Linked DNA regions of Homo sapiens: region 1 is linked to region 2. A link is an interaction called in ENCODE POLR2A ChIA-PET data of the cell type or tissue named here. Cell type or tissue: OCI-LY7. All regions are shown on one strand. Links, peaks and the distances in the headings refer to the core of each region. The heading gives the core; the rest is flanking DNA.

Evidence for each region. Peaks named below come from ENCODE experiments on the same cell type or tissue, not always from the same donor. Only the 100,000 strongest peaks of a DNase experiment are listed, where the experiment ranks them.
Region 1: POLR2A ChIA-PET joins it to region 2 with 6 read pairs; 3 of 35 experiments call an interaction of 5 or more read pairs at or near these places.

What each region holds. Positions count from the first base shown.
Region 1 is chr3:136,445,191-136,449,190 of GRCh38, reverse strand. The region is part of intron 14 of STAG1 (STAG1 cohesin complex component); the gene reads left to right. Among named protein-coding and RNA genes, the nearest start is that of PCCB, 200 kb to the right of the region's middle. In OCI-LY7, for the core only: no CTCF peak of the experiment used is centred there; no DNase peak of the experiment used is centred there.
Region 2 is chr3:136,727,936-136,734,011 of GRCh38, reverse strand. All of the region lies in intron 1 of STAG1 (STAG1 cohesin complex component), which reads left to right. Among named protein-coding and RNA genes, the nearest start is that of STAG1, 21 kb to the left of the region's middle. In OCI-LY7, for the core only: no CTCF peak of the experiment used is centred there; a DNase peak (open chromatin) is centred at 2,901.

The sequences.
Region 1 (4,000 bases), core at 1-4,000, 280 kb after region 2:
TGACTTTTATGGTATCCTGTGTTTCACAAGAAATATTCTTTGTGAAAATCTCTCCTCTTATCTTTTTATACTAGTGTACACCTAGGATGAATGCTTAATGAAGCCATATTCTCATAGTATGATGGTATTCCAATTGTGCTCTACTCTGAATTTCTCTTTGTTTTACTGTCACACACTTTAATTGGTAAAATTTTGTAATAGACTTGTGAAATACTGAATTTAAAGAGACTTTAGAAATAATAGAGTAGAAAGAGTCTTTTTTTTTTGGGATGGAGTCTTGCTGGAGTGCAGTGGTGCAATCTCCACTCACTGCAACCTCTGCCTCCTGGGTTCAAGCGATTCTCCTGTCTCAGCCTCCCGAGTAGCTGGGATTAGAGGCATGCGCCACCACGCCTGGCTAATCTTTTTATTTTTAGTAGAGATGGAGTTTCGCCATGTTGGCCAGGCTGGTCTTGAACTCCTGACCTCAGGTGATCCACCCTCCTCAGTCTCCCGAAGTGCTGAAATTACAGGCGTGAAGCACTGTCCCCAGCCAAGGGAGTCTTTTATAGATTAGTTACAGACTGATATGGTTTGGCCCTGTCCCCACCCACATCCCATCTTGAATTGTAATAATCCCCATGTGTCAAGGGTGGGACCAGGTGGAGATAACTGTATCATAAGGGCAGTTTTTCTTACATGGTTCTCATGGTAGTAAGTCTCACGAGATCTGATGTTTTTATCAATGGGATTTCCCCTGCACAAGCTCTCTTGCCTGCCACCATGTAAGATGTCCCTTTGCTCTTCCTTCATCTTCTGCCATGATTGTGAGGCGTCCCCGGTCATGTGGATCTGTTTTGTGAGTCCATTAAATCTCTTTCCCTTATAAATTTCCCAGTCTCTGATATGTCTTTATTAGCAGCATGAGAACAGACCAGTACACAGACATTTACCTGGGATTAACTGAACTGATTATTTTTTTCTTTATTTTACTGAAATGAGAAGTAGTAACATTTTAGTAGAATTATAAAATGTTGAATTGGAATCAGTTTGCAGTGCATGTAAAATGTGATTAAGAGATCTGCATAAACAAGTCAGTAACTTTGTTTTCTTTTGGTACCAAAAGGTGATTTTTTAAGATGTTTCAACCTGTGACAGTCATTGATTTCAGGTGACAAAATACCTTGTATTTTAGATGCATGCCAGATAGTTGGATAAGTCGTACTTGAATGTGATAAGTCTGGATTTCCCTAGAGGTAGTATGACTCTAGAATTTATTATAAAAAGTGTGATGCAGCCAGGCGCGGTGGCTCATGCCTGTAAACCCAGCACTTTAGGAGGTGGAGGCGGGCAGATCACGAGGTCAGGAGATCGAGACCATCCTGGCTAACACGGTGAAACCCCGTCTCTACTAAAAATGCAAAAAATTAGCTGGGCCTGGTGGCGGGCACCTGTAGTCCCAGCTACTCTGGAGGCTGAGGCAGGAGACTGACAGGAAAATGACATGAACCCGGGAGGCGGAGCTTGCAGTGAGCCGAGATCGCACCACTGCCCTCCAGCCTGGGCGACAGTTTAAGACTCTGTCTCAAAAAAAAAAAAAAAAAAAAAAAAAAAATGTGATGCTTTTCAGAGGGATAAGGATGCTATTAGTAATTATTTCAAAACAACAAGAACAACCCAGAACATTTCTGGATAATCTGGCAGTATGGTCACCCTTCTTCTTTTTTTATTGTTTTATTTTTTGGAGACCAAATCTCGGTCTGTTGCCAGACTGGAGTGCAGTGGCAGAATCTTAGCTCACTGCACCCTCCGCCTCCTGGGATCAAGTGATTCTCCTGCCTCAGCCTCCTGAGTAGGTGGTACTGCAGGCACGCGCCACCACACCCAGCAATTTTTGTATTTTTAGTAGAGACGGTTTCACCATGTTGGCCAGATGGTCTCGATCTCTTGCTGCCCGCCTTGGCCCCCCAAAGTGCTGGGATTACAGGCGTGAGCCACCACGCCCAGCCAGTCACCCTTCTTATGAATGAGGAGGATAATTGTGACAGTCATTTAAGACAGGAAAATTGACAGCTTCTTATCGATATTTTTAAGAAATTTCCCAAAAATGCCAGGCACGATGGCTCACGCCTGTAATCCCAACACTTTGGGAGGCCGAGGCGGGTGGATTACCTGAGGTCAGGAGTTCGAGACCAGCCTGGCCAACATAGTAAAACACAGTCTCAACTAAAAATACAAAAATTAGCAGGGTGGCGTGGTGGGATGCACCTGTAGTCCCAGCTACTCAGGAGGCTGAGGCAGGAGAATTGCTTGAACGCAGGAGGCAAGAGGTGGCAGTGAGCCGAGATTGCGCCACTGCATCCTGGGCGACAGAGCAAGACTCTGTCTCAAAAAAAAAAAATATGAAAGAGAAATTAAGGTACAGTATAGATTAAGAAATTTTATTATATTGTGTAGTAGGAGCTGTGTAGGAGAACAGAAACAAGGGAGGCCAGGCACTGTGACTCATGCCTGTAATCCCAACACTTTGGGAGGATGAGGCGGGTGGATCACTTGAGGTCAGGAGTTCAGGACCAGCCTGGCCAACATGGTGAAAGCCTCTCTCTACTAAAAATGTAAAAATTAGTCAGGCATGGTGGCAGGTGCCTGTCATCTCAGCTACTCGGGATGCTGAGACAGGAGGATCGCTTGAACCTGGGAGGCGGAGGTTGCAGTGAGCCGAGATCATGCCGTAGCATTCCAGGCTGGGCGACAGAGTGAGACTCTGTCTAAAAATAAAATAATTTAAAAAAAAACAATGAAGGGAAAGAACCAAATCAAAGGACATGCAGTCAGATTACTGCCTAATAGACTCTATATGCAGATTATTACTTGAACATGTTTTCTAGGGAAGTGAAAAATCAATACAATAAAAGGAAAAGAGGAGTATAAGAAACATTGGTGAGCAAATAAATTAAAAAACAAAAAACAAAAACCTGAGCGCTAAACCTAAAAACTATGACATTGATGTTTAAGGCAAATATCTATTAATTAGTTTTTAAATGTAGGAGTATAGTGTTCAAATTAAATGAAGAGAAGTGAAAAATAGGCTAAGGATTTTGATAACGGATAAATGCTAGAAAATAAAACCCTGAATGAAGGACAGATAAAGTAATCAAGAAAACATCACAAATAGAGCACAGAAAATAAAATGCCAGCAATATTTTCAGCATGAGTAATCCCAGTAAATATAAATCAATTAACATATTTTATTAAAATGCAGATTATCATTTGGGATTGAAGTAAATGAAGAATAGCTTTATGCTATTTACAAACACATCTTAAAATAACTTATAGGAAGTTTATAAATAATAGGCTGGATAAAGGCTGGAAATAACTAATAAATGATTACACAAAGATAGCAGAGGGGGCAATATCAGTACAAGATAAACCAGAATTAAAGACCAAAAGCATTAAGAGGGATAGAAAGGGGATAGTCTGTATTTATTGAAGGTATAATCTGCCAAATATATGCGATTGTAAATCTTCATATACCTATTCTACAGAAATACACATAATCAAGCACAAAAGCATATTCAGCTGATTTATTGTAAAATATATAAAACAAAATTTACCTTGTTAAGTATACAGTTCATTGGCATTAAGTACATTTATATTGCTAGGCAGTCATCACTGCCATTTATCTCCAGAACTTTTTCAAATCTTCCCAAACTGAAACTCTTTATTTTAGCTTAAAATAAAGCTCTTTAATTTATATATGTATAAATAATAACTCTTTAATTTAGCATGGGTTAATAGCAACAGTTTTGAAACAATTTATTTTTCTTTTTTCTGCTGCCATTGTTCATCTTTGACTCTTGAGTTGTGCACCTCTTGTTCCTGTCACTGTTGGAGTAATGTTATGGATGGTCTAAGGATAGTTTCTCAGAATATGCGAATTAGGAAAGTTTGAAGATATCTCCCTCAAACCTTTGCCTATATTATTTACAAGCAAAGATGCTAATCAGTATTATTTACTCTG
Region 2 (6,076 bases), core at 1,094-5,093:
CCTCAGCCTCCTGAGTAGCTGGGACTACAGGTGCCCGCCACCACACCCGGCTAATTTTTTGTATTTTTAGTAGAGACAGGGTTTCACCGTGTTAGCCAGGATGGTCTTGATCTCCTGACCTTGTGATCCGCCCGCCTTGGCCTCCTGAAGCGCTGGGATTACAGGCGTGGGCCACTGTGCCGGGCCTGCAAGTGTGTAGAAATTCTTATAGTGCCAAGGTATAAAAGTTGAACATTTTAGGCTGTGTTCTATTTTATTCTTATAGCCTAAATTAACTGTTGGGAAAACAATGCCTTAGTTTATGCCATGTGCTGCTAGTTACAGTTAAAAATCTCATGTGTTCACAGATGAAGCACTGTCACATGACAGATGGCTAAGAAATCTATTGTCCATTGTCTGGGAGAGTTCCTGGTGCCTGAATCACACTGTATCAAATTCTAATTGCGTGTTTCTGTCTATGTAAACTTGGGCAACTTCTTTAACCTTTCTAAGTCTCAGTTTTCTCATCTGTAAAATGGGAATAATAATAAAAGTATTCCACTGTTGTGGGCTGCACAACAGTGCAAATACAAAAGTAAAAGGAGTTGCCCTTCTCCCTGTCAGTGTGCGTTAAAAAGTTAGCCTTTGGCCAGGCACGGTAGCTCATGCCTGTAATCCCAGCACTTTGGGACGCTGAGGTGGGTGGATCATTTGAGCTCAGAAGTTTGAGACCAGCCTGGGCAACATAGCGAAACCCTGTCTCTACAAAAAAATACAAAAATTAGCCAGGCATGGTGGCTCGCATCTGTAGTCCCAGCTACTCTGGAGGCTGAGGTGGGAGGATTGCTTCAGCCCAGGAGGCAGAGGTTGCAGTGACCTAAGATGATGCCGCTGCACTCCAGCCTGGGTGACAGAGTGAGACTGTCTCAAAAAAAAAAAAAAAAAAAAGTTAGGTTTTAACCACTAGACTATATTGTGTTGTGCATAGATCCAAAGATCATTTATCTTAAAAGACATATCGTAATCTAAGTAAATGCTGAGGTTACTTTCTGTAAGCAAAGAATTTTAGTTAATTGGTTCTCATCAGCAGGTAGGGCTAGCAATAGATTAAAACTTTATTAATGAGGCCGAGCGTGGTGGCTCAAGCCTGTAATCCCAGCAGTTTGGGAGGCCGAGGTGGGTGGCTCACGAGGTCAGGAGTTTGAGATCAGTGTGGCCAAGATGGTGAAACCCCGTCTTTACTGAAAATACAAAAATTAGCCTGGCATGGTGGTGGGCACCTGTAATCCCAGCTACTTGAGAGGCTGAGGCAGGCGAATCACTTGAAACTGGGAGGTAGAGGTTGCAGTGAGCTGAGATTGCGCCGCTGCACTCTAGCCTGGGTGACAGAGCAAGACTCTGTCTCAAAAACAAAAAATTTATTAATGAGAATGGTCAGATGATAAGGTACTCTGGTTAATTGAGAGATGAAGGTTATCACCAGCGTGTTCTGCTTTTTAGTAAACATATTTCGGAAATTAGGCTCCTTTTCTTTCTTCAGAAAAGTGCTGCATCCTGGAAAGACATTGTAATGCTTCTTTGGTAGTTGATAAATTTTGATGGCTTTATCAGGATTATTTATGAATCTTAGCTTTTTCTTTATTATTCTGCACACAGAAGGTTAGGCATGAAACCAAGAGCAAAGTTGGAAAGTTACCTCTAGACAAAATAAGATGATGGCTTACTACTTTTTCCTCCCATTGGGATGCAGACAACAAAATTGTGACTAAGGTGTTTTTTTTTTTTTTTTTTTTTTAGTTGTGGATAAAAGATTTGATTTTATAGATACAAAGGCAACATGGTGTAGAAGAACAAAAACTAGTGTAGGGCCAGAGATCTGAGTTTTAATTATAACTCTGCCACTAACTGTGTGTCTTTGATTGATTACTTCTCTGGGCCTCAGTTTCTTCATCTCTAAAATTAGTGTCTTTGGCCAGATAGCTGGTTTCCAAGATTTCCTGTAATTTTTTTAGTCCCTGTTGAAATAATCATGAAGTTAAGTCTTTATCAGGTAATGCAGTTTTTGATTTGAAAGTCATTAGTTTTGAAGACCTAGGTGTGATATTTTGCCTCCACACCTCCCGTCTGTTTATTGGAATAATTTATGCTTTCCACTAGCTGATAAGTGCACAGGCCAAATAAAATGTTGATATTTAGATAGCACTTATAGTTTCTGGTGCCAGGTGTGGGCATGTGTTTGCTACATACTTGATGAAAAAGAGATAGGTTAGCAAGTGTTTTCGTGTAATTTTGCTCATTGAGTCATTCATCAAGCATTTGTTGAACATTTACAATGAGCCATATAGTGTGGTTATAAAGACATTGAAGCACAGTTCTTGTTTTCCCGAAGTACACAAGGAGGGGCATATGAAGACTCAGAACTTAGGTAGTACCTTCTTCGGAAATCTTTACTTGATAGGCTTATTGCTCCTCTCTTTCTCCCATCCAGGGTTGATCTAAGTGTTCTCTCTGCCTTTGTATTTTAGTGGCACACAGTGCCGGGGCTGCCATGAATGGTTGTAGAATTGGTACCCTGCCTAAAGATACTTGGCCAAAGTGGTAGGGGAAGGCTGAAATCCAGATTTTATTCTGCTTGACAAATTCTATTTGCTTTTTCCAGCTTTTTCTAGTTTACCTGCCCAGAGGAGAGTGCTTTTTCTAATTCTTACAAAAGAACCTGTGTATTCCAGCAAATATCCACCCTTTGCATTACTGTATCATAAACATTCTGTATTGCTTTTTTTTTTTGTAGTAAAGTTTTGTAGTGGGTAATGAATGCCTTGAGGTGGTTTGTTGAAGTGAGCAAATGCTTCCTGAAGGAGATGAATTGTTATGTGAGTTTTGAAAGAGAAGTGAAAGCCAGACAAGGGTAGATGTTGGAGATGAGAATGACATTTCAGGTGAAGGTACAGTGTATATATGCAAAGGGACAGAGCTGTGATATATAGCCCAGTGGTTCTTAAAGTGTGGTCCTAGCACCATGGTGTCAGCATTACTTAGAAACTTGTTAGACATGCAGATTCTTGGCCTTCACCATAGGCCTGCCAACTCAGAAATTCTGGGGATGAGCAATCTGTGTTTTTACAGGTCTTCAGGTGATTCTGATGTAGGCTGAAGTTTAAGAATCATTGCTATAGCCCACCTCTTCAGAAAGTGTTACTTGATTGTGTTTGGAGCATGGGGTGACTAGGGAAGAGTGATTAAAATACAGAGCTGTAAGTCATGAGCAGAGTGAAGTGCCAAAGGAAAGTGTTTGAACTTTGTCCTTAGGCCAGTGGCTGCACCTTAGAATTACCTGACAGCTTTAAAACTATAGCAGTGTCTGGGATTTGTCCCAGACCAGCTGAACCCAAATCTGAGTTTCTGATGCACAGTGAGAGTTGTGAACTATATATAGTTCTGATTATAATAGTGTACATATTTATTGAAAATGTATCAAACATGGTGTCAAGTAGCTTACATGCATAATAATTAAACAACACAGCAGTTTTATGTAGGTATTATTCCTATTTCACAGGCAAGGTAGAGAGGTTAAGTACCTTTTCCCAATGTTACATAGCTGGAAAGTGGTTGAGTCCAGGTTTTTGTGACTCTAAAGTCTAATGTCTTAAGCAATTAAAACAAAAAACCTTGGGTTCTTGAATTTGGATGGCAAAATAATGACATCTTTATTTTTACTAACCTATAACTGAAATTTAGCAGTTCCTTCAATTTCAAATGTTGGCAACAAATCACAGTTGTGTTAGCAATACTTATTTTGTCACCAACAGAAATTAGAAATATTTTCATATTAAATTACAGATTGGGTGTGGTGGTGTGGGCCTGTAGTCCCAGCTACTTGAGAGGCTGTGGTGGGAGGATTGCCTGAGCCCAGGAACTTGAGGTTGCAGTGACAGAGGGCCTGGGTGACAGAGGGCGACTCTGTCTCTTAACCACAATTAGCCGGGCGTAGTGGCACGTGTCTGTAGTCCCAGCTACTCAGGAGGCCAAGGCAGGAGAATTGCTTGAACCTGGGAGGCGGAGGTTGCAGTGAGCTGAGATCACGCTACTGCACTCCAGCTCGGGCAACAGAGCGAGACTCTGTCTCAAAAAAAAAAAAAAAAAAAAAAAAAAAAAGCCTGGCGTGGTGGCTCATGCCTGTAATCTCAGCACTTTGAGAGGGCGAGGTGGGTGGATCACTTGAGGCTAGGAGTTCAAGACTAGCCTGGCCAACATAGCAAAATCCTGTCTCTACTAAAAATGTTAATACAAAAATTAGCTGGGCGTGGAGGCACATGCCTGTAATCCCAGCTACTCGAGAGGCTGAGGCAGGAGAATCACTTGAAACTGGGAGGCGGAGGTTTCAGTGAGCCGAGATCATGTCATTGTACTCCAGCCTGGGTGACAGCACAGCTCTGTCTCAAAAAAAAAAAAAAAAAAAAAAGGAAAACTACAGATGTTGTAGATATTTCAAAGTACAATTTCAGTACTTCAAAATTAGGGTAATTGTTAGACTAACCTCTAGATCTTATTTACTGTGTTAAAGAATCATATTACAATATTTTAAGTTGCTTTAATATATTGATAATTGTATTTGAATATAATTAATTCTCTTATAAGCATGGTACCATTCACAAAGAGGGAGAGTTTAGTGGATAGCTTGATGTAGGGTAGACAGGAAATTTTAAATTCATAAATCCCTTTGTCTAGGCTGAGCGTGGTGGCTCACTCTTGTAATCCCAACACTTTGGGAGGCTGAGGCTGGCAGATCACTTGACCTCAGGAGTTTGAGACCAGCCTGGGCAACATGGTGAAACCCTGTCTCAAAAAAACAAAAACAAAAACAAAAAAACCACACACACGCAAATTAGCTAGGCACGATGGCATGCATATGTGGTCCCAGCCACTCTGGAAGCTGAGTCAGGAGAATCCCTTGAGCCAGGGAGGCAGAGGCTGCGGTGAGCCAAGATCGTGCCTTTCACTCTCGCCTGGGCAATAGGAGTGAAATCCTGTCTCAAAAAAAACAAAAGAATCTTTACAGAAGAGACTGTCTCTCTTTCCCATCCCTCCTTTATTTGTTTTGTTAAATAGAAATGAAACCTAAGTTCTTTGTTGTTACATGTCAAAGTATTAGATTAAAAAACACTTAGGGTTTAGGAGTGCTTTTTACTAAGCACTTCCTAATAAATTAGGGAAGAGGATTATATGCATCATCTCACCAGGCATTTTAACTATCCTATAGTTTGATATAGTGCTGTTTAATGTAACTTTCTGCAGTGATGGAAATTTTTTTGTTTGTGCTATCCAGTGTGGTAGTTGTTAACCACAATGATGCAGAAAGAGAAAGTAATATAGTAATAGTTAACAGGAACATAATAACATTATATAATAATAGTTAACAGTATGTGTTAGATGCCAACTACTGTTCTTAGCATATTGTATATATTGACTCATGTAATCCCTACAATAGCCCCATGTGGTGGGTAGGGCTAAGTCTCTTTACAGATGAAAAAACTGAGGCACGGAGAAGTTAGTTGACTTTCCAAAGGTTATATAGGTAGTAATTAGAAGATCTGGGATTCAGACTCTGGCAGTCTGGCTTCCTTTATGCTCCCTTTATACTTCTTTATCATTTTCCCCATACCCACAAATGCATTTACATGCTGCTTTCAGAAACAAGACATTAAAAGGAATTTAAGATAAATAATTTTGTTCTAATTATTAACTAAAAGTATTGTGGTACTTTATAGTTTATTTCCCCTTTGTTACTTGATTCTAATCATGGACTCAATTTACTATTTAGTGTAAGTAAACTTGTATTCAGTGTGGTGTTTTTTTGTTTTTGATTTTTTTTTTGAAATGGGCTTTCGCACTTGTTGCCCAGGCTGGAGTGCATGGCGCAACCTCGGCTTACTGCAACCTCCGCCTCCCAGGTTCAAGCAGCTCCCCTGTCTCAGCCTCCCGAGTAACTGGGATTACAGCTGCCCACCACCACACCTGGCTAATTTTTTGTATTTTTAGTAGAGATGGGGTTTCACCAGGTTGGCCAGGCTGGTCTCAAACTCTTGACCTCAGGTGA